3 separate regions of the Homo sapiens genome follow, and all the other regions are linked to region 2. Evidence: chromatin loops called from intact Hi-C (ENCODE). Cell type or tissue: GM12878. All regions are shown on one strand.

The links. Peaks named below come from ENCODE experiments on the same cell type or tissue, not always from the same donor. Only the 100,000 strongest peaks of a DNase experiment are listed, where the experiment ranks them.
Region 1: a loop joins it to region 2, with 2.3 times the contacts of the local background. A loop is called at or near these places in 8 of 110 quality-filtered maps.
Region 3: a loop joins it to region 2, with 2.0 times the contacts of the local background. A loop is called at or near these places in 7 of 110 quality-filtered maps.

The regions. Positions count from the first base shown.
Region 1 is chr3:71,872,177-71,880,176 of GRCh38, reverse strand. No RefSeq gene overlaps it. Among named protein-coding and RNA genes, the nearest start is that of PROK2, 91 kb to the right of the region's middle. RefSeq lists enhancers at 1,944-2,875, 3,806-4,737, 6,683-7,219. In GM12878, a CTCF peak has its summit at 4,598 (motif pointing left); a DNase peak (open chromatin) is centred at 4,586; H3K27ac peaks cover 439 bases.
Region 2 is chr3:72,435,950-72,443,949 of GRCh38, reverse strand. The region is part of intron 1 of RYBP (RING1 and YY1 binding protein); the gene reads left to right. Among named protein-coding and RNA genes, the nearest start is that of RYBP, 6.7 kb to the left of the region's middle. RefSeq lists an enhancer at 3,493-3,592. In GM12878, no CTCF peak of the experiment used is centred here; DNase peaks (open chromatin) are centred at 3,257 and 4,206; H3K4me3 peaks cover 786 bases.
Region 3 is chr3:72,753,176-72,761,175 of GRCh38, reverse strand. All of the region lies in intron 10 of SHQ1 (SHQ1, H/ACA ribonucleoprotein assembly factor), which reads left to right. Among named protein-coding and RNA genes, the nearest start is that of SHQ1, 91 kb to the left of the region's middle. In GM12878, no CTCF peak of the experiment used is centred here; a DNase peak (open chromatin) is centred at 4,035; H3K27ac peaks cover 404 bases.

The DNA of each region.
Region 1 (8,000 bases), 560 kb after region 2:
ATTTGTAGCATTTATCAGCTTCTGGAGTATAATACTCCTGCCATGACTGATTTCAAGCTACGGATGTGATGTCACTGAATGCACAGTGGACAAGAGATACGCAGTAGCACTCCATTCTGTAGTATTTCCATTCTACAGATACAATAAACATCATGTCCTCAAAAGCATAGATACTAGTGAAATGTAGTAACACAGGAAGTGAAAAGTTTTGAGTCTTTACTATATTTGTGTTTAATATGATTTGTCCGTTTATGTAACTTAATTTTTAATGATGGCTGTGTTTAAAAACCGGCTCACAAAATTTCTGAAACTGTAACAATCTTGTGAGCTGGCACAGGCTAGCTGTGCTGGACCTGGTAATGCCCACCCCTGTTGGAAATCTCTGAACAAGAGATGATGGAGCTTTTCCTCAGACTTCATGGCCACAGCATCCTCTTTATGGGACATCTAAAGGGCCATCCCTTATTTTTAGATATTTTGCAGAAACATTTTAGGAAATTCTGATTTGGTTATTTCATAGTTGTGGAAACTGAGATGCTAAGTAAGTGTCTTGCCCAAGAATCAGATCCAAATACAAACTAAGCTCTTCTGAGCCTTGGTACTATAACAAAAGGTTTCTCGTTCATTCTGTGCTCAACACTGTCCCAGATTCATAGCTACCATTTGCTCCCACATGCTATTGAAGGTACTCTGCTCATCAATTACAAGCATCATTGCATTTAATGTTTCCAATACCCTATATGTGTGGTATCCCCATTCTACCGATAAGAAAACTTCAGTGCGGAGAGGTTCAGGAATTCCACAGAATGAAGCAAAGACGCGGGTTGCTAAGAGATACCCTGCTCCCATTAAAATATCCCGGCGTCCCACTGCTCCATACTGTGGCTGGATGTGGTAGAACAAGAATAAGGCTTATCATCTTCCTTTCTCAGCAAGAAAAGGCCATATGTGTTCCCTTCCATGCTGTGATCCTTAAGCCAAAACATCTCCACGGGCCAGCTTTAAGCAGCCGTGTGTGCTATCCCGGGCCAGTCACCCCACCCACATCTACTGATGTATGAGATGCTGAGTTTAGGGAGCAGAAGCAGGGAAAATCCCCTCGTCCCACTTCCTAGGAATCCACTTGGCAGTGTTAGTAATAAGAGCTTTCTACTCTTTTCTTAAGGTTTTTACCTTTCACATCCATGATGCCATTTGACCCTTAAAAGACTCCATGAATTATTCCTGTTTCTCACCTTGTCCAAGGTCACACAGCTCCAAGGTCAGCAAGCTCTGAATCATCTGCCCCTGTGTCTTTCCCAATGCAGCAAGCTGCTTTATGCTAACAATAGTGCATAGATTAAGTATAGTTCCCTCTGAATCCAAATGTAAATGACGTTTGAGAGACCTTCAAGATTTCAGGAAATGTGACACACGTATATCTTCAAATGCAAGTTTGAACAGGAGGAATAACGTTCACTAATAGCTCACATTTGTAGGAACTGAGACTTAAGGCCAACCCAGTAATTATGCAAGTAACCCATATATAGTGCTTCCTAGGTGTTAGGCATTGCGGTGAGGGTTTTATGTGCATTAACTCATTCAGTCCTCACAATCACAACCCTAGGACATGGCTATGATGGTTGTTATGATTTCATTTTACATATCGGGAAATATGGAGAGGAAAAGCACAGTCCTGACTCAAGGCATCTCTAACTCTGATGGTTTGAGGGGTGTGTGTATAGAAGGTAAAGGAGAGAAGAAGTGATTCCAAATGACGGTGTCTCGTGTTCTGTGTCCTAGTTTTCCTCGGCATCAGCACCGCAGCACCTCCAAGCTGCACATGTGCACTGGCAGCCTGGTTTCTGCTGCAGCCCCCTCTATTCATCATTCATTCAACTTAAGGCATTGAAAAATTCTATTAAAGTGCAAATCTTACCCTGGAGGGAAAATTCACAAGAACCGTAACCTGTAAAGTAAGTATTGTTATCCCATTTTACAGATGAGAAAAGTGAGCTCGGGGATGTTACGAGACTTACCTAAGCGATAAACTAGTAAATACTGAGAAGGGAGAGTCCAGATACAGCATTACAACTCTGAGAGTTCTGGCAAGCTAGAAAATACTAGAAAAGCACTGAATATTGAGTTTATGTCTGAATGTGAGGCAGGAGAGCGGGGAGCGAGTTATTGTAAGAGGACGTTGGAAGAATCTTGAGCAGAGAGGGGTGGGAAGAGACTTGGTGCTGGCTGCCCTTACCCTCCTGCTTCTAGTCCATATGCTGTGTCACCAGTGTCCTGGCAGAACCAACAGGCATTCCACTCACTTCTAGCAGGCTCTGAAGCTCCCCAGAGGACCCCCTTGCCTCACTGGAGTCCCCAGGGCCCATCTGGGGTCGGTCTCTGTCAGGAAGCCAGAGCAAATTTCTTACCCTTCCTCCCAGTTTTCCTGGTCTAGGCCTGTTTCTCTTTCCTGTGTCATTTGTCACCTTCCCCAGGAAGGTTATCTGAGGATGCAGAGAGGTAGAAAGTTGTCAGCTGTGATGCCTGCAGGCCAGGTGGGGAGGAAACGCTCTCTCCAAACCCCTTCCCAGCAAGCCTGGGTCCTGGCTCCCCCTGTCAGAGGCGCGTGAACCAGAACAACTCCATCTTGAATAGGAGCTGGGTAAAATGAGGCCGAAACCTGCTGTGCTGCATTCCCAGACGGTTAAGGCATTCTAAGTCTCAGGATGAGATGGGAGGTCAGCATAAAATACAGGTCACAAAGACCTTGCTGATAAAACACTTTGCAGTAAAGAAACCGGCCCAAGCCCACCAAAACCAAGATGGTGATGAGGGTGACCTCTGGTCGTCCTCACTGTTACACTCCCACAAGCACCATGACAGTTTACAAATGCCATGGCGACATCAGGAAGTTTACCCTATGGGGTCTAAAAAGGGGAGGCACGAAGAATCCACCCCTTGTTTAGCATATCATCAAGAAATAACCATAAAAATGGGCAACCAACAGCCCTCAGGGCTGTTCTATCTATGGAGAAGTCATTCTTTTGTTCCTTTACTTTCCTAATAAACTTGCTTTCACTTTACTGACTCGCCCTGAATTCTTTCTTGGGCAAGATCCAAGAACCCTCTCTTGGGGTCTGGATTGTGAACCCTTTCCTACAGCACCCCCATCTCAGGGTACCATCCCTCCAGTCTCCTCCCTGGGGTGGCCCCTGGGCCAAGAGGCCAGGAAGAGAGCTCTCCTTTGATCACTCCCTTGTCAAAGCAAAAGGATTAAGATCCTACCACTTCCAGCTCAGCAATTCTCGGAAGATCACTCCATGCCCTCCTTTCCACCTGTATGACACGGGGATAATGACAATGTCTTCCTGGGCTGGGTACGAGGATGCAATTAGTTAATCCATGGAAAGTACTCTCAGCCCAGTGCCTGGCACCTATGCCCAATCAATTGTTCAGCATTGTTAGTGCTGTTATTATCTATAGTTGAGAAGTAATAATACCAGTTGCAGTTATCTCAGGCTACACTCCATATTTTTACCACTTCGCTTTTCTTCTCAGACACACACATAAACACACCCCACTTAATGGCAGAGGGTTGCAGCTTTACAAGCAGAACCAGCAAAGGGAACTCAGTTTAACTCTGGCCTGTGCCCAACTCAAAGGGTGGCCTTCAGCAAATAAACACTCCTCTTTGGGCTTCCATCAGGACGTGTAATTTATCTGGAAATAGCTCAAGTGAAGTGTCAGGGGTCACAACTTAAAGAGCTCAGGCCAAATCCAATTGTCAGAGAAGTTCTTGGGCCAACACTGTGCTCTGAAAATGGAGCAACAGGTTAGGGGCTGTGGTTCACGCCTGTAATCCCAACACTTTGGGAGGCAGAAGTGGGTGGATTGCTTGAGCCCACGAGTTCAGGATCAGCTTGGGCAACATGATGAACCCTCATCTCTATAAAAACAACAAAAAAGAAAAATACAAAAATTAGCCAGGCATGGTGGCATGTGCCTGTACTCTCAGCTACTCTGGAGGCTGAGGTGGGAGGATCACCTGAGCCTGGGAGGCGGAGGTTGCAGTGAGCCATGATCGTGCCACTGCACTCCAGCCTCGGCAACAGAGTAAGACCCTGTCTCAAGAAAAAAAAAATGGGGTGACATCACATCACAGTCCAGATATCTGGCTCCTCCCAGCATTTGGGGTGATCCGGTGGAGCCAGGAAGAGCTTTGCGAGGCATCTTTAGCCTTTCAGCCAATTCTCCTCTTTCCTCCTGCTCATGCAATCATTCCCTACCTGGCCCCTAGAGGCCTTTGACTTTGTGACCCTCTGAACCCACTAAATTCTCAGGTGGTTTCCGCTTTCAAATTCAGCAGTTGAAACCTCAGTTCTGACTTGCAGGGCTGGGAAGGATTTGTCTCCCTGCTGCAGGGGGTTAAGTGGCTGCTTTTGAAAGGACAAAGCTAGAGATGACTCGATAAGATAAGGAGCTCTGTTTTCAGGAGGAAAGAACAGGATTTTGTTGTGATCCAGAGGATAACAGTCTGAGCCTCTCATTCATCAGCCCATCCCTCCTCCCTCCCCTTAGCAGGCGCTCAGGGCCACCATGGGATGTGTCTGCAGCTGCTGCCATCTGCTGGGGCATAAAGTTGCTGCAGCCTGCCTGGGGATGGCATTTCTAGGGTTTGCACAGGTGTTTCCTGCCAAGCCCCGAATGATAGCTCTTGTCCCAGTAGAGGCAGTGGGCTCACCGCTACAGTTGCTGGTATTTATCAAGCACCTGCTATGAGCCAAATACTATTTTAGAAATTCCATGAGTTTTCCTACTAATCCATTTGCTAGAATAGAAGCCCACATGGGCAGGGAGTTTTGTCTCTTTTCTTCACAGCAGCAGCCCTTGTGCCTGGAACAGTGCCTGGCACAAGGAAGGAACTTGGTACAGGTGGGTTGCATGAGAACAAGTGTAAAGACAGATTGTGTCGTTATGTCCATTTTATGGATGAGGAAATTGTCACTCAGAGACACAAAGGCTCAAGGTACTATGGGTAAACCTGTGGGAGAAGCTGAAACATTCCTGGTGTGGGCAGAGCTTGTCTATCACTGCAGGTGATTTTGAAGATGGTCAAGACAGGCAACAGGTAGGAATGAACACCTCAGGTAGCCAGGGTCCTTTGAAGTTCAGAAAACCCAGGGTGCAAACCATCAGGAAACTAAGCCAAATCCACGAAATGTTGCAATGGGGCCCGGGGACCTGGCCAGGGCAAGAGGCCCTTCACATGTGTTTTGTGTGTGTTTTTTGAATTAGGAAACTTAATTTTTTTTTGAACAGTTTTAAATTTACAGAACAACTGAGTGGAAAGTACAGGGAGTTCCCATATATGCTCTCACGCCTACCCACACATATGCACACACAGCCATTTTCCCTATTACTAACATCTTGCATCAGCATGAAACATTTGCTACAATTGATGAGCCAATATTGATAACATGATTTTTAACTAAAGTTCATAGATTGCATTAGGGTTCATTAGGGTTCACTTGGTGATGAACATTCTGAGTTTTGAAAAATGCGTGATGTCATATATCCACCATTACAGAATCACACAAAATAGCTCCATTCCTTAAAAATCCCCTGTGCTCCACTTATTTTATTTTATTTTTTTCAGACAGGAGTTTTGCTCTTGTCACCCAGGCTGGAGTGCAATGGCATGATCTCGGCTCACTGCAAGCTCCGCCTCCCAGGTTCAAGCGATTCTCCTGCCTCAGCATCCCAAGTAGCTGGAATTACAGGTGCCTGCCACCACACCCGGCTAGTTTTTTGTATTTTTAGTAGAGATGGGTTTCTCCACGTTGGCCAGCTGGTCTCGAACTCCTGACCTCAGGTGATCTGCCCACCTCAGCCTCCTAAAGTGCTGGGATTACAGGTGTGAGCCACCGCGCCGAGCCCGTGCTCCACCTATTTATCCTTCCCTCTCCTCCAGCCCCTGGCCGCCGCTGATCTTTTTACTATTTCTATAGTTTTGCCTTTTCTAGAATGTTATATACTTAGAATCATACAGTATACAGCCTTTTCAGATTGGCTTCTTTAACGTAATAATATGCATTTAAGGTTTCTCCATATCTTTCCATGGCTTACTAGCTCATTTCTTTTTATCACTGAATAATATCCCATTGAATGGATGTGCCACAGTTTGTTTATCCATTCACCCATTAAAGGACATCTTGGTTGCTGCTGCTTTTTTTGGAGATGGAGTCTCACTCTTACTGAGACTGGAGTGAAGTGGCGTGATCTCAGCTCACTGCAACTTCCACCTCCCGGGTTCAAGTGATTTTCCTGCCTCAGCCCCCTGGGTAGCTGGGATTACAGATGCCTGCCACCACACCTGGCTAATTTTTGAATTTTTAGTAGAGACAAGGTTTCACCACCTTGGCCAGGCTAGTCTCAAACTCCTGATCTCAAATGATCTGCCAATCTCAACCTCCCAGTGTGTTGGGATTACAGGCGTGAGCCACTGCACCCGGCCACATTTGGTTGCTTCTAAGTTTGGCAATTATGAATAAAGTTTCAATAAACATCTGTGTGCATGTTTTTGTGTAGACATAAGTTTTCAACTCACTGCGTAAATACTTAAGAACCCAATTGCTGGATTGCATGGTAAGTTTTGTAAGAAACTGCCAGATGGTTTTCCAAAGTGGCTGTACTCTGTTGTGCTTCTGAACATAGCTCTTAGATCAGGCCTGCTGGCCAGGGTTTTCCCATTCTCGAAGTAGAGGTTAGGCCTGGGAGTCCTCTGGTCCCATCGGCAGTCTGCCCTTTTGCTGAGCCAAATCCACTTCCTCTGGTGAAAGGTGCAAGAAAAGCGCTTTTCTTTTCATCCTACAAAGAGGGACCTACTTTAGATGAGGTATAATGCTGTGGCAATCCCGGATGTTTGAAATTCCCAAGTCATCCCCTCAGGCTGGTGAAGGGGCCCACGGCTCTCAAGAGTCAACCTGTGCCTTTGGTTCAGAATACTTGACCTGAGTGTGCGCGTGTGGGTTGAAGAAAACAGCTACTGTTTTGATGTGCGGTACTTTTGGTTCCTGCCTAAAACCGTGATGAAACCAGTGCCTCTGGAATCAAAATATCCAGCTCTTGTTCCCTTTCCACTCTTTCTACAAGGTCAACAAGTTAGGTAACAGTTTAATTTGCATCATTCCAAAATTTAGAGTAATTAGAATATTAAAATTTAGGGTAATTAGGGAGATAATGGAACTATAAGCATGCCAGGAGTTTATTTTACTTTTCTTCTCTCTTTTTTTTTTTTTTTTAAAGGCTATGAAAAATCAGATATGACCCCTTTAACGTTACTTTAAAAACACAATTTTAAAGGTAGGCTAATATGAAACTGAAACTATAGGAAAGAAAGGGCTTTCTTAGTTATGCTTTTGACATTATTTTCCAGAATCCAAAATGCCATGTTTGCTTGCTTCTACACAATGGCATCTCCTCTCCCTGCCTCCCCCAAAAAACAAAAACCAACCAATCTAAAAAACTTTATATTCCACCAATAACTTGGAGCAAGTCATTTAATCATCAGCTTATTTTTAAAGGCTAATGTTCTTTGGTGATTGCCTAGGAAAACTCAGAGACTCTCACTTGAACTACTTCAATCTGTGAAGAGGAAAAAAATACTTTTGTTTTGCTGGTCGGAGGAGGGTTTATTTATGTGTCTCATTTTACAAGCCTAAGCACTGCAAATGTAAACTCTCTGAAGGAAGATTTTTGTTCTAATGACTTAACTGAAACCAGAAGCATCTCTCTTTGATTTACTGGAACAAGTCCAGTGTGGTCTTGATCTAGCATTATAGAACACGTGTCTCTACCTATGCAGCTGAGAAAACTTACCTTTTCTGTTCCAGCCAAGTAATTTCTCAAAGAATGAGGATGGGTGAAGTCTAGCAAAAAACAAACAAACAAACAAACAAAAGTTAAAAAATTCTCCAGATGATTCTTATAGAAACTGAAGTTTGGGAACCCCTGCTTAAGGC
Region 2 (8,000 bases):
GGAAAATACTGCCATTCGTCTGAAGAACACTTATTAAATTCGTAGGATATGAAAGATGCTGCTGAAGGGATTGGAGAGAGGAGAGGGGAGTGTTAAAATGTTGATAAGCCGTGTATGGGAATGACCATAATTCCAATTATAAAGGCTGTACGGAAGCAGGGGTCTGGCTTAGGGAATCAGTTAGAAGGATTCCTTCTTCTCCACTTCTTTTGGACAAGGAGAATTAAAAAATCACCTGTCACCTTTTCACTATTACCATGTACGTCAGATATTTTTAGTTCTGCAGGTGGAATTGTTAAGGTGATTGAGAATGAGGTCTTTTTTTTCTTTTTGGAGCAGCAATAGAGCAGAATGAAAGGTGAGATGGTCTTAAGGAATCTGTTAAGGGAAGAAGGTGGCCTAGGCTGTGTGGAGGTTCAGGGGCAGCAGGAGAGATCTATATTTTAGATGTATTATCAGTATGTGTTGGGTGTCTTTGGTTTTTTGATAAACTTGTTTTTCTAACTAGACTGTCCACTCTTTGTGCCTTTTCTGGTTATATATATATCCTTTTGTTTGGAGACAGGGTCTTTCTCTGTCACCCAGGCTGGAGTGCAGTGGCATGCTCATGGCTCACTACAGCCTCAACCTCCGTGGCTCAAGCGATTCTTCCACCTGAACCTCCTGAGTAGCTGGGACTACGGGTGTGCACCATCACATCCGGCAAAGTTTTGTAATTTTTGTAGAGACAAGGTTTCGCCCTGTTGACCAGGCTGGTCTTGAACTCCTAACCTCAAGTGATCTTTCTGCCTTGCAGGAGTGAGTGATAATTTACTTATAACACCCATTGTAAGTCTGCAAATCAGTGATTTCTAGTCATTTTAAAGAGTTGTGCAGCCATCACGGCAACCCAGTTTTAGAACATTTCCATCATGTCAAATGGTTTCGTTATATCCGTTCTGTAAGTCTAACAGAACAGAATGGAGAAGTCATGGGCAACAGGTTGCTTCCCTACCATGCTGATGTACCCTGAGCCTTTCAAGGTAGAAAATAAAAGTGCATGTTAGAATGTGTGTGTAAGGTGGCAAGTGGCTGGGGGAGAAACACTATCCCTTTCTTAAGTGGTAAAGTAGTATTTCCCATCCTGCTTTGCCAGTCTCAAGAAAGAGGATACCGGCTTTTAAAAGTAGAAGAAAAAAACTACAAATGCATGAATGTACCCAACTGTGTGTGTTTTTTTTTTCTTTGTATTTTCCACCTTCCTACACTTCCAGCTGATGTTTTTTTTGTTGTGGTGGTGGTTTTTTTTTTTTTTTTTTAAATGAAGAGACAAGGTCTTGCTATGTTGCTCAGGTTGGTCTTGAATTCCTGGCCTCAAGGGATCCTCCTCCATTGGCCTCCCAAAGTGCTGGGATTTGCCCAGCCCCTAACTGTTGTTTTGTTAAGTTGCATTTCTCAAGATTGGGCAGAGTAGCTTCCTAGACTTGGTGATTTAATTTTACTTTTCTTGTCTTGTTATTTCTCTGCATTCAATGTTACCTTAATTGTAAAATAAAAATTACCAAGACATTGCTGAATATAGTTGTTGATTAGTGTTCCCTTGATAGTAGTCCTGCATTTTTACTTTCAGCTACTGCTTAATCACATTCATTTGCAAAATTGGAAAATTTTTACTTTGGCTAATTACCATAGGTTTAGAACTTTCTGGTCTTCAGCTCCAGAAATGTATCGCTGTGTTGAGATCATGTTTTATTTCATCCATGTTTATTTGAATACTGCCCCTCTGAAAAGCTGACTGTTTTTGGAGCTTTTATACACAAGTATGAGTGAGGAAATTACTTTAGGTGTAGAATAAAATTGTGTAGAAATAATTATCTTTGAAAAAATTTGGTATTCAGGATATTGAATTGGAAGTGTTGAAGAAGCAGCTGTTTTGTGTGTAATACGTTTCTCTTGTTTGAGAATTTACCAGTTTTTTGCAGTTGTAGCTTTGAACTATCCATTCCCCCCTTAAATTTAGATACCCTGACAACCAAAAATCTCTTGAATTGTCATGAAGTACTTTAGTAGAAGTTTTATGGAAAAACACAACATAGCTATGATCTTTGCTGGAAGCTTCAAAAAGGCATCATCGTGTGATGCTTTTTAGGTAGAAAAACTCCCAGAAATAAGATAAGGTACCTACACTGGGCAAAGCCCAAGCCTCTTACTCATGTTTCCTGGTAATCCACAGCAGTGGTTTTGCTCCTTTCATGACATTGTTTTTGTTGTAGTGTTTGTCTTTCATAAAAATTCTCCATAAAAATATATAAAAATTACCTGTCTTCCAAATCAAACTTTTATCAAACCTTCCAAGCTGAAAGCTGGTACAATTTAAGATCATTTTACCCAGGAACAGAGTAATAATTTATTTTGTGTTTACTGTTTCATTGGACTTACTGATTTATTGGTGGTGACTTGATCTTATGTGTACTTGGTGACCTTAAAGTAAATTACCTGGGTAGTTGTGGTCATTTGACAAGTTTTTATTGAGCACACAGCCATTTGCGCTCTTGGTGTACAGTGGTATAAAGACAGACCAGGTCCCTGTTCTTACGGAGCTTAAAATACTATGGAAAGGAAGAGAAAATAAACTAACAGAAAAATAACAATTTCAGCTGGCGACAAGTGCTACGAAGAATTTAGAGAAGGGTAAGGAACTACAGAGTGATGAGAACTGGGTGGAGTGACTGCTTTATAGACAATGTTGAGATAATGCATTTAATTTTTTAGGAAAAAGTAATGCTACTTCCTTTTGGAGCCGGGGATAATTCTTATGTAGGTTTACCTGTGCCATTTAGCTCATTTGGTTGGGGGACAGACAGCTTTTAGATTTGGAGCCCTTGTGCATAGGCTGCTAAACTTATAAACTTAGTTCCATGTTGTAGACTAAACCTAGGCCAGCTAATTTACTAGTATTGTTAGTCATTAGGGTGGGAGATTATGAATGGATTCACTTACATATTATTTATTCATGTGGCATATATTTGTTGTGTATTTCAGTAGGTGCTGAAGAAAATTCCAGGATTAAGAAAAACTTTCTCAAGTAGCTGTAGTTTACCAAAATAGTTATCAGAACTAATTTGGTTCATTAGGACTTTGAGTAAATAGTAGGTCTCTCGTGTCCTAAATGACTTGAGCTAACACATTCTGCAGTCTTTCTGGCACTTCTTTTCTCTTTTGCCTCATCACCCATGCTTTTTCTCTTTGTGGCATCTTCTGTGTTACTTTTCATAACTAGTACTCCCACTTCCCTTTTTACCTATAGATACAAACTTTTTCAACGGTCGCATACATAGAAGTGCACAAATCGTAAGTATAAGGATTTGATAAAGTTTTGCAGAATGAGCATATCTTTGCCACTAGCACCCAGATTGATTTTTTTTTTTTTTTTGAGACAGGTATCTGGCTCTGTTGCCCAGGCTAGAGTGTGGTGGTGTAATCACAGCTCACTGTAGCCCCTACTTTGAGGCCCAGGTGATACTCTCACCTCAGCCTCCTGAGTAGTTGGGACCATAGACATGTGCCATCATGCCTGGCACATTTTTAAGGGCTTTTTTTTTTTCTTTTTGTGAGACACGGTCTCCCTATGTTGCCTAGGCTAGTGTCTTATTTCTGGGCTCAAGCGATCCTCCCGCCTCAGCCTCCCAGAGAGTTGGTATTATAGGCATGAGCCACTGTGCTGGCTTGCACCTAGATTCTTAAAGAGAACATTACTAGAACATTACCGGAAGCCCCTTGTGCACTGTCCCCTGTGGGCCACTTCTCCCACCCCATTCCTGTCTTTTAATACTAGAGATCAGTTGTGCTTGTTTTTGAAATTTATGTGAGTGGAGTATACTATGTATACAGTACACAGTAAATACTGTATGTACCACTGCCTATATACAGTATACTCCACAGTGAGTGAAACAAGCCAGACTCAGAAGCATACATACTGTATGTACCACTTTGCTTAGTAGCCACAGTGTATGCACCATGGTACATGCATATACTTCTGAATCTGGCTTGTTTCACTCATGGTTAGGTGTGCAGGATTCATCCATGTTGTTGTGTGCAGTTCTTGCTTATTTTACCAGTCTGTCTTATCCTGAGAATATCTTTGACATTCAACTCTGCATGCAGACCCTTCCTTACACGTTCTAGAGAGAGGACCTGTCTTCACCCTGTGTTTATTACCCACATACTTGAACAGCTGTTTCCTCCAGGCATCATTATGCAAAAGGAATGAAACCCGGTGTGTGCAGCTTTTTTAGAGGACGTAAAAGGAGTCAGCTCTTGCCTCTCATCAATAGTATTGTTTATCAGTCATTTCTCTTTTGAGGCATTGGTTGAATAAATGGGAAAATTCCTGCTTTCAAGGAACTTAGCAGACTTGTTGACAGATAAGACCATAAGAAGAAAGCCAGTGAAGTACCCAGTGATGTGAACGCCATGGTATGAGCAAGTACATAATAGAGACCACAAGTGCTTTTTAGAAGTTAGAGATAGTCATTCTCTGGGGCTTCCTCAGGAAAATCCTCGCTGAATCTGGGATCTAAACTGGGCCTTATGATTCTTGGATATAAGGTTTGTTGTATAGGTTGATACAAGTTACTTATTAATAGTTGTTTGCCCCCCTCCCTTTCACTATCTTTAGGTGATGATGTCCACACCTTTCCACATCTCCTCAGGAGCTGGTGATTCCCAGATACTATTTGTTAACCTGCATCACCACTCCCATGCACACGAACACAGGACAAACAAATCCAGCTGCTTCCTGGCATCTCTACTTGAACAACTTAAAGGCAATTCAGATCCCACAGGGTGAAAAGCTGAATTCATCTATCAGAGTGTTTTCTAAAATCCCAAGTAGATTATGTCCCATTCCTGCTTAAAATGATCTCCTGATTCTCATTGCCTTTTGGATAAAATCCAATCCTGAGTATCAACAAGGGGCTTGTGATTTGGTCCTTTTCTGTGTCATTCTTTAGAATTTCTGGAAGCAGCCTATCATCGCTCCGTCTGCCCTCCATACACAGCGTTTGTGTGTGTTATGCCAAACTGCTTGGTGTTTTCCAACCGTGGACCATGATATCTCACTTCCTTAACCTTACCTTCATATGCTTTTCCTTTGTGTCTTCTTCTGAAATGCTTCTTCCTTTTGTCCAGGCTGACTCCTGTTTGTCTGAGACTTGTGTCTCAGGAAGCCTTTCCGTTCCCCTCCAGTCATTCATACCTCTGTCATAACACATAGACTGTATTTTTAATTTGATTTCCAATCTGTCTCTTTTAGGTTGTCACCTTTTTTGAGGGCAAGACCTTTTTGTTTCATGGCTTTAGTTTGCTGTGTTTGTTACAGTGCCTGGCATTTGGTAGGGGTTGAGTAAATGTATACAGAATAAATGAAGCCTGGGAGAAGGAGTTCCAGTTAAGAGTTCTAATAAATAACTGTTTTTTCAAAATCTTGGGGCTTTCATCTTGTGTGTTGAATGTTACTGGATTAGGGGAAAGTTGTCTTTATGAAGTGGGCCCTTTAAACTAGTATTCCTGTTTTTCTGTTATAGTTCCCTACTCCCCGCCCCACACCCCCTCTAAAAAAAAAGTACTAGAAGTTACACACAGAACTGTAGCCTTGGAGGCTGTAGGCAGTGCATTTAAAGTACTTCTGGAGTGGTTTTGAGCTTCAGAGCATTGACACACTTCCCTAAATAACTGTGACAATTCTTTCTATTTGCTGTTGCCCATCGGTGATTTCAGTGGCCAGTAGTCATACTGGAAAGTCTGATAATAAAGCAGGGGATCAGTCATGTGGTACCAAACCAGTTGTGGGGAATGTTAGATGTGTTAAGATGTGATTAGCAACGACATTCCTGTTTGTAAACTGGCATCTATGGCGGTTTAAAAATGGTGGCAAAACCATTTTGAGTATTGTTGGAAATGTTATCTGTTCTGCCGTGTTAATATACCTATAAGTTGGTAGTTGCATCTTGTACCCTTGATAGTCATACTTTGTACATTGTGTATGCCACTCTTCTGTTGAGTAATTTGGATTAATTACTTTGGAGATTGAAGTCTTGACTCATTCACTTCACTCATTTATTTAGCTGTATTTTCAGTTCCATGCAATGAGTGACACAGACTGTGCTGCCAAAAAGGAATTCTCAGTAAGGGCAATGCACATAAATTACTGTGTTACTCAGAAATCATGAATAGTTGAGATCACAAGGTAAATGGTAAAAATTTTGTTTTTAAATAGGATTAAATATGACTTTCTCTCCTCCTTTCTCCCTCTGTCAATTTAGGAAATCTACTTAAATTGTCCTGTGGTTGGGAAAAGAAACTAGTGGAAGGAATATGTTAAAAAAGCATCTTTCTTAAAATGTATTCAAAATATTTTTCTCTACAATTTAAGAGCATTAGCAAATACAACCTAGGATGAAACTTTAACAGCCTTTGAGAGGGACAAGAAATGAAATTAAGGGTGATATATGATGCCAGTATCATCGGTGTATTGGGTCTCATAATACATACAATACATGGTAGTTAGTCATAGGGAGAAAACAAACCTGGTGGCTGCTTTCTAAGAACAAATCAGATTTCTTGTGTAGCTATGTGGTTTAACTGTTCTTGCCCTTCTTTTACAAAACTAAACAGGTTTAGTATCATAAGTGCTACAGAAATAGTCAAGATTGCAATAATTAGGAATCTAGCTCAAACTACCTTAAGTCAAAAAAGCCAAAAATTTATTGGCCCACGTAGCCAATGAGAGAAAGTTGATGTTTAAACTCAGGGAAACGGGAAGAACTGCAGGAATCAGAACTCCTGTCACTTGACTAGTCCCTAGATTAAAACAGAAAAACAAATAAACAAATGTCACCCATCATCCTGCCATTCAGAATTATTTATTGAGCAGTTTGTTCATTGGACTTCACGTATTTGAGTAACTACGGTTTTCCAGGTGCTTTGCTTTAATAATGATATTTCACTGAATTTTCAAAACGATGGTTCCCTGTGGTAGTGGGAATTATGCTATGTGTTATATGAAACAAAGTAAGTTTGATTTTTAAAGGCGTGTATTCTGGCCTGTTGGTTGATAGAGTTCATTTTGATTTCTTCTTCTAGGGGAGAAGTTTTATGAACACTTAATGGTTTTAGAGTTCTATTTGTAGAAAATAAAGATAAAATCCAGATTTATTTCAGGATTATTTTCATTTTGGGAAGAACCAAAACATTGGATTCTTAATATCTATAGCATAATTAACTTTGCCCAAATCTTCCATTAAAGAATAATTATGTATACAAGAGAACCCACATGTAATATTTTTGTTCTAAATTTGTTTAGAGTGCTGGTTCTCAAACTTTAGCATGTTATCAGAATCACTTGGAAGAAGACTTCTTCAACACATTGCTGAGTCCCATTCCCAGAGGTTCAGAAAATTAGATGTTGACATTTTCAAAGTGAACTTAAGAGAAGTAAGTGGTCTGCATTTATAGGAACCATGTTTTTGGCATTTGAGGTGATGCCTTAATTGATGAAAACATTGTGCAAAGTATAGGAGTGTTTATAAATTAGGGAACCATATCAATTAAACTCTTATCTTTTTGCATTCTAAAATCATCTATCTTGCATTATTAGCACTTAGGATTGGATTTCAGATATGTTTAAAAAAAAAAAAAATCTCATTTCTGGCTGTGATGTGGTGGCTCATGCCTGTTATTCCAGCACTTTGGGAACCTGAAGCAGAAGGCTTGCTTGCTCACAGTTAGGAGTTTGAGACCGGCCTGGGCAACAAAGTGAGAACCCGTCTTTACAAAAATAAAATTAGTTGGGCATGGTGGTGCATACCTGTAATCCCAGCTACTTGGGAGGCTGAGTCAGGAGGATCCCTTGATCTCAGGAGTTCGAGGCTACAGTCATCTATGACTGCGCTCCTATACTCCAGCCTGGATGACAGAGCAAGACCTGGTCTCAAGAAAAAAAAAAATCCTATTTTTTTTTT
Region 3 (8,000 bases), 320 kb before region 2:
AAATTTTAAAAATAAGTAAAAATAAAAATTTTATTTCCCCCACCTTCTTGGGATCTGTAGTCTGTGTCAGATATATATTAATGCGTTCATGAATATTTGTATTCTCTACTAAAGCACTAAGGACTAGAGCTCATAAACTTTTTTGAAAAGTGGCATAGTTGTTGAATCGTTGGAATCGTCTTGAGAGCTTTTATCGATCTAATTATAAGAAACCTACAATTGGCTTTTCATAAAAGGATATGAAGGTCTATTTTGTGATTTTTAAAACCTTGATATATTTTGTAATATTTCAAGAAGACAGAGTTATTTTCTGCCAGGGACTTTTGGAAAGTGGTCACTGTCATTTCCTTAAGGAATGATTTGATACTGATTATTTTCTAGCTCCACATTGTATTTTTCCTAAGCTTAGTACATCACAGTCAAGCTGACTTCTCCATAGGAATTAAGTAGCATTGAAGTTTTCAACAGTCATTTTCAAAGATTAAATAATTTATATTACTCTCATAACAACTACCCTGTAAGCAGTTGAAAGAGAGCAGATGAGAGAGAAGAGCCCTTTAAGCTTGGAACTTTGGGATTAATATCTTGTAGCAACTCTTCCAGTTTAAGTCACACAAACTTTCAAGCTGCATCAAAGTACCCAGTCATGTCAACTACGTTTATAAAGTGGAAGAATTGGAGTAGATGACTTCTGTGCTCCCTTAAAGAATGAAATTTCAGTGGATCTCTCTAGCATAGCCACTTATATGTGTCATGCAGGAAGTCCTTTCTGAATATTCATTGAGTTTCTGCACTTAGAAAGTTACAAAGAAACGCGATGGTAGTCAAACCTCACAAAAATTCACTAATGAGCAAGCCTCTTAATAAATTTCATCCACATTCTAGTATATCATTTCCTTCCCAGCATCTTTCCCATCCATCTTGCCAGTATTTTTATTGTTTGACTTACTGTTGATCATTGATATTGTACAGTGCAAATAAATTGCAAGTCAACCAAAAGATCAAGGATTTCACGAAAACATTGGAAGTGATATGGGGGATGTGCTTGAACCACATGGAACCACTCACCATAGTAAACAATTGAAGAAGAAAACTCTACAATAATAGTGAAATTAGTGGAAAGTCCTTATTTTGAATATTAAAGGATTGATTAAAAGATTGATTTGAGCATCACATGATTGAGAGGCCCTTGAGGAAACTGATGATACCCTTGATTTTTTTCTGTAAGAATTACCTTCTCTGATTCTGCTACAAAAAGACCAACATGAAGTGATGAATGTTAGATGGTGCTGTAATATAATTTTGTTAGAACAATTACAAATACAATTAATATTTGGTTCATTCTTTGCTGTTTTTGAGAATTAGTACATGGTTGCAGTTTTAACCTACATATTGTTAACATTGTTAAATATTTCATCAATTTATTTTTGTAGTTTGTAGTTTTGTTTCAAGGTGAAGTATTTGGTTTTTGTTGTTGTTTTTTTGACACAAGAGTCTCCCTCTGTTGCTGAGGCTGGAGTGTAGTGCTGCAGTCTCTGCTCACTACAACCTCCGCCTCCCAGGTACAAGTGATTCTCCTGCCTCAGCCTCCTGAGTAGCTGGGATTACAGGCACCTGCTACCACACCCGGCTAATTTTTATATTTTTAGTAGAGACAGGATTTCCCCATGTTGGCCAGGCTGGTCTCGAACTCCTGACCTCAAGTGATCCGCCCACCTTGGCCTCCCAAAGTGCTGGGATTACAGGTGTGAGCTGCTGCCTCCAGCCTCAAGGTGAAGTTTTAACCTTATCATCATTATTTACTATTAAATTTTGGTCTCCATTTTAAGTTGATTTACTTTTTTCTGGTCTATTATCCTCTATTAATGAGCATCTCCACTATTGATTTCAGCTCTACAGGGTGTACTGTGTTATAGTGATGCCCTGTGATGTCCCTCCAAACTTCATGTCCTTGCAGAACCTCACAATGTGACCTTATTTAGAAATAGAGTCATTGCATATGTAATTAGTTAAGATGAGGTCATGCTAGAGTAGGGTGGGCCTTTAATCCACCATAACTGGTAACCTCATAAGAAAAGAAGAGACACTAAGACACAAACAGAGTGAAGATGGCCATGTGAAGTCACAAACACATAGGGAGAACACCCTGAACAACAGAGGCAGAGCTTGGAGTGATGCATTTACAAGCCAAGGAACTCCAAGGATTGCCAGCAACACCAAAAGCTAAGAGAAGGGCATGGAAGGGATTCTGCCCTGAGAAGGAGCCAAACCTGCTGACTCCTTAATTCTGGACTATTAATAGTAGCCTTGGCCAGGTGCGGTGGCTCACGCCTGTAATCCCAGCTCTTTGGAAGGCCAAGGCAGGCAGATCATGAGGTCAGGAGTTTGAGACCAGCCTGGCCAACATGGTGAAACCCTGTCTCTACCAAAATACAAAAATTAGCCGGGCGTGGTGGTGAGTGCCTGTAATCCCAGCTACTCAGGAGGCTGAGGCAGGAGAACTGCTTGAACCCAGGAGGTGGAGGTTGCAGTGAGCCGAGATCGTGCCATTGCATTCCAGCTTGGGCAATAGAATGAGACTCCATCTCGGAAAAAAAAAAAAAAAAAAGAAAAAATAGTAGCCTCAGGAGCTGTGAAAAATAAATTTATATATTTTGTTTTCTGCTACCAGTTTTTGGTGGTTTGTTATGGCAGCCTTAGGAAACTAATACAGGGAGTTTTCAGAAAATGATTCTGCTGATCCATGGACTAGATGATGTTTCTCAGAGCCTATGCCCACGAAATGGCATAAAAACCAGTTGAAATTTGTATGAGAAGTTGTGTTATTGGCCCAAACTAGATATGGTTTAAATAACTCTTTAGCTTGCAGCCTTCCTTGTGTTAAGTTAGTCGTTTCTTGTTCTTAGAGATTGAATGTTTTTGTTAATGGCTGCGCTGGAAGTGCTTCTCACTGTTATAGAATAAGAAGAGACAGCTTCAGGTTCCTCTGTGCATCCATTGGTATTTGTTTTTCTTGGCGGCTCTCAGATTCAAGATAGGAATTTCACCAGCAACTTCTACTTAAAGCCAGTGCATTACCTTTAGATCAGGCTACATACATGTGTTTTGGGCCAAGGAACCTAAAGTATGGAACTGGTTCTTTTCAATAGAGAGGAATTATGATATGTCATTATCATAAAAGCCCTTTTAAAAAAATTTAACTTTTAAGTTCAGGGACACGTGCAGGTTTGTTATATAGGTAAACTTGTGTCATGGGAGTTTGATGTACAGATTATTTTCACCACCCAGGTATTAAGCCTAGTACTTATTAGTTGTTTTTCCTGATCATCTCCCTCTACCTATCCTCCACCCTCTGATAGGCCCTGGTGTGTGTTGTTCCCCTCTATGTGTCCATGTGTTCTTATCATTTAGCTCCCACTTACAAGTGACAACATGCGGTAATTGGTTTTCTGTTCCTGCATTAGTTTGCTAAGGAAAATGGCCTCCAGCTCCATCCATGTTGCTACAAAGGACATGATCCTGTTCCTTTTATGGCTGCATGGTATTCCATGGTGTATATGTACCACATTTTCTTTATCCAGTCTACCATTGATGTGCAGTAAATGCCCTTCAGAAAGTTGAAGCCGGGCTCAGTGGCACGTACCCGTAGTTCCACCTACTTGGGAAGCTGAGGCAGGAGGGCTGCTGAGGCCAGTAGTTCAACATTGTATTGTGGTATTACTGCTCCTTTGACTACTGGTCTCCAGCCTGGGCAATGCAGTGAGACCCCATCTTTCAAAAAAAAAAAAAAAAAAGGAAAGAGAAGAAATTTGATCTACTGTTTGGTCCCAGATAGAACCTGAGATTGTGTGTTTTGTATGCTATGAAATTAAAAGGCCGAGTTAGCCAGTAAGCATCCAGTTTGAACTGTCTGGAATTGCCTCACTGGAGTCTTGTCCTCTGTGATCAATTGTGGGCTCTAGTCTCAGTATGTCATGCCTGGCAGGCTTCTAGGTTTGGGCAGAGGAAATGAAACCTAGTCGGTTACTCTGAGATTTATAGTAGACCTGCTATTGCAGGAAGTGGTGAAAAGTTGATTGATAGTTTGAGACAAAACTCTACAGCAAAAAAACAGGATGTATGCTTTCCATTTATACCCAGTTCCCCCTGCCCCTACATTTCAGGCTCCTTTTGCATTTTGTTTTGGTTGCTTCATAAGGCTGCGGAGGCTTTCCCCCTCCTACAGTCACCAAATGTAAAATAATTGAGGAAATTTTGTATCAGCTTAGCCATAGTAAAGGCAAGTACTTTCTGCTGTTGCAATTACTCTTTCGTGGTAGTTACATGTAGCATAACTTGTCTGCAGTCTTTAAAGAGAAATTCTCCAAATAGGATATTATTTCACATATGCAGAAAGAATGAAAGGTCTTTTTTAAGTTACATTGTAGGATTACATTTCCAGTAACTTTCTAAGAAAAATCTATTTTGAGTGTGGTTTTATTAAAATATGACAGCAGTGGTATCCAATTGTCTCTTTTAAATGCAGCGTCTCTTCATTCTATAATAAATATATTCTTAACAGGTAGGTGATCCTCACTTAGATATAAAACATGTAACTAGCCAGGCATGGTGGCTTACTCCTGTAATCCCCAGCACTTTGAGAGACCAAGGTGGGTGGATCACTGTGAGGTCAGGAGTTTGAGACCAGCCTGGCCAACATGGCAAAACCCCATCTCTACTAAAAATAACAAAAATTAGCCGGGCGTGGTGGCGCATGCCTGTAATCCCAGCTACTCGGGAGGCTGATGCAGGAGAATCACTTGAACCAGGGAGGTGGAGGTTGCAGTGAGCTGAGATCGCTCCACTGCACTCCACACTCCAGACTGGAAGGCAGAGTGAGAGTCTGTCTCAAGAAAAACCTAACCAGACAAACAAAAAACATATACTATAACTAGTAACTCAGCCTATGTGTTTGTTGAGAGTATCAAAATGTACCATGCCCAGGGCTGCCGCTCATGCCTGTAATCACAGAACTCTGGGAAAGCCAAGGTGGGAGGATCACTTGAGCCCAGGAGTTGGAGACCAGCCTGGGCAACATAGGGAGAACCTGTCTTTACAAAAAATATAAAAATTAGCTGGGTGTGGTGGCATGTGCCTGTAGTCCCAGCTACTCAGGAGGCTGAGGTGGGAGGATCACTTTTGCCCAGGAGGTCAAAGCTACAGGGAGCGCTGATTGCACCACTGCACTCCAGAGCCCAGGCAATAAAGCGAGAACCTGTCTCTAAATAAAGAAATAAATAGTACCTGATGTTTGTAAGAGTGGTTATCTAATAATGCCATTTGACCAAGCTTTTGGACATGAACTAGCCTAGTCAGTTTTGAGTACGACAGAGAAAAACTACTACCTACCTTAAGTGAGCTGCTTTCTGAAAAGGTAAGTCTGTTACAAAAGTAGATTGTGTAATTGACAAGGAGTGGCAGATTAGAACCAACTCTAATTGTACTAGTGGTTGAAAAAAACAAAACAGCTACTCTTTCATGGCTTAATTTTTTTTCCCTACAGGAATAATTTCCCTTTTTGTGAACAGTGATTGCTAGGTTATCTGTGCTAAGTAATTGAATAAAAACAAACCCAACTTTAATTCCTCAGACTACTGGGGCACATTCTACACCAATGCTATTTTGAAATTTTAATCAGTTTTTATCCTAGCATTCTTTAAGAATGGGAGAGAGTTCAGAATGTTTCTTTTATTAAAGTTTCTTTCAGAACTTTAGTATTAATTTAGGAAGCTAGCCAGCTTGAGGTATTAAAGGTGGGATAATAAAATAGAAATGAAGCTTGGCAAAGGATCAAAAATCAATTTATCTGTCTATCTATCTATCATCCATCCATCTATCCATCCATCCATCCATCCATCCATCTATCCATCTATCCATCCATCCATCCATCCATCAACTTATTGTATAACCTGGTAATTTTAAACATAATATAATGCCGAAAGTGAAAAACTTTTTCCTGAAGGATAAAAGTTCGCATCAGCTGGTTACAGGCAGGAGTTCCTGTTTGGGCCCCTGGACTCAGCTTCACCACTTTTCTGCCTGTTACACTTGTTACTTTCAGTCCCCCTGTGTGTGGGGTATGCTTTCTGAGAAGAGCCAGGATTCTAGGGGAGGAGCTTTGGAATTCCACATTTCTACTGTTATAAAAGACAGGACACAATATCTGTATAGTAGACAATAACAAAGATCCAAATAATATCAACTTGAGAATTGGCATGTTTAATATATTCAGCAATATTCACAAAAATGATTCAAATTTTACCCTTGTTTTCTAAACCTCCATAGATGATGCTTATATGTATACTTCATTTAACATTGTTAAGCTAAATATATTAGTCACAGTTCCTTTGGAGGATTCTGGGCTTTGTGCAAGTCAGAACTTGCTCAGTTGGAAGATGCTGAGTGGAGCTCAAGTTAGGAAGAAGTAAAGAATGTGGCCTTAAGAAAGGACACTTTGGCCAGGTGCAGTGGCTCATGCCTGTAATCCCAGCACTTTGGAAGGCCTAGGCGGGCAGATCACCTGAGGTCGGGAGTTCAAGACCAGCCTGACCAACATGGAAAAACCCTGTCTCTACTAAAAATATAAAATTAGTCGGGCATGGTGGCTCATGTCTGTAATTCCAGCTACTCGGGAGGCGGAGGCAGGAGAATCTCTTGAACCCAGGAAGTGAAGGTTGTGGTGAGCCGAGATCGTGCTGTTGCACTCCAGCCTGGGCAACGAGAGTGAAAATCCATCTCAAAAAAAAAAAAAAGAAGAAGAAAAAGAAGAGAAGAACACTTTGCAGAGCCTGTATATTCATGGGAGGCCCTTTGGTGGAACGGGAAGAGGGCTGGAGTTTTGAGGCTTGGGTTTCCAGTCGTGACCGCCCCTTGTTGGCTGAGTGAACCTCAGCGGCTCTCCTACCCCTGCAAGCTCTAGTTCCCTCATCTGTAATGTAGGGATAACAATGGCACTGATTCACAAGGTGGTTAATGGAGCAAGTGCAGTGATGTTAGTGGAGCATCATCCTTTGTATATTGTTGAGAAGTATTTGTCATGACAATTAAAATGAGATATATAGTCAGTAAAGTAAAAGCTTTTATTTTATATTTTTTATTTCTAGTATTAGAGTTAGAGGCAGTATCCACTTTCCCAAATTTATTACTCTTTATTTCTTAAGTTGTGTGTCACTACCCAGAGAGAACTCCCCTTCATGGAGAAACAGAGTGGTGTACTAGTTCTTTGACTGAACTTTGCAGCAGCTCAGACTGAATCCTTTACCACTGGTAGTCAAGGTTTCAAAATATATGGTGGACATTATCTACAACTGTCTTGGGTATAAATGCAAATTATGTTGCAGCCGTCATATTCCATAGCTATGCTTTTAAAAATGCCTCAGACTGATAAAAGATTAGCCAGGGGTTATAATGCTTTGGTGAATCATTAACTGACTCTAGTGGATCTCACCTTGGTTTTCCTCTTTACCCTAAACCCCTCCCTTTCTCTAAGCGCTCTGGAAGTTCTGGCACTGAAACCCAGGGCTAAGAGAAAGCTACCCATCAACGATGGTGACTGCCCTTGTCCCACTCACCGCACTGTGCCTCCCGCTCACCCTTGGACACTGCAGTGGTGCTTCTGTGGCCTGATTACACATGTGAAGAGGCAGCAGGGGTTGTGGGGGGTGGGGGGCAATCCCTGCACAATCTCATTATTGTGCTGAGTACTTTGAGAAATAGCATTTCAGGTACATGCAGGCACCCAGATTAAAATACCATCTTTGTTCGGTATTTCCCATTGTACCATCAGCTCCACTGAAATGAAGCCTCATTTTCCTGATATTATGGGATGGACTATACTTTTACAAATGAATTTATCTTGTAAACTCACCGTCATCCAGTTTGTCTCAAAGCCACTCAATGTTTTGTATGTTCATTTAATCTTTGGAGTCAGGGAAACATAGAAACCATGTCAGCATGTTTAC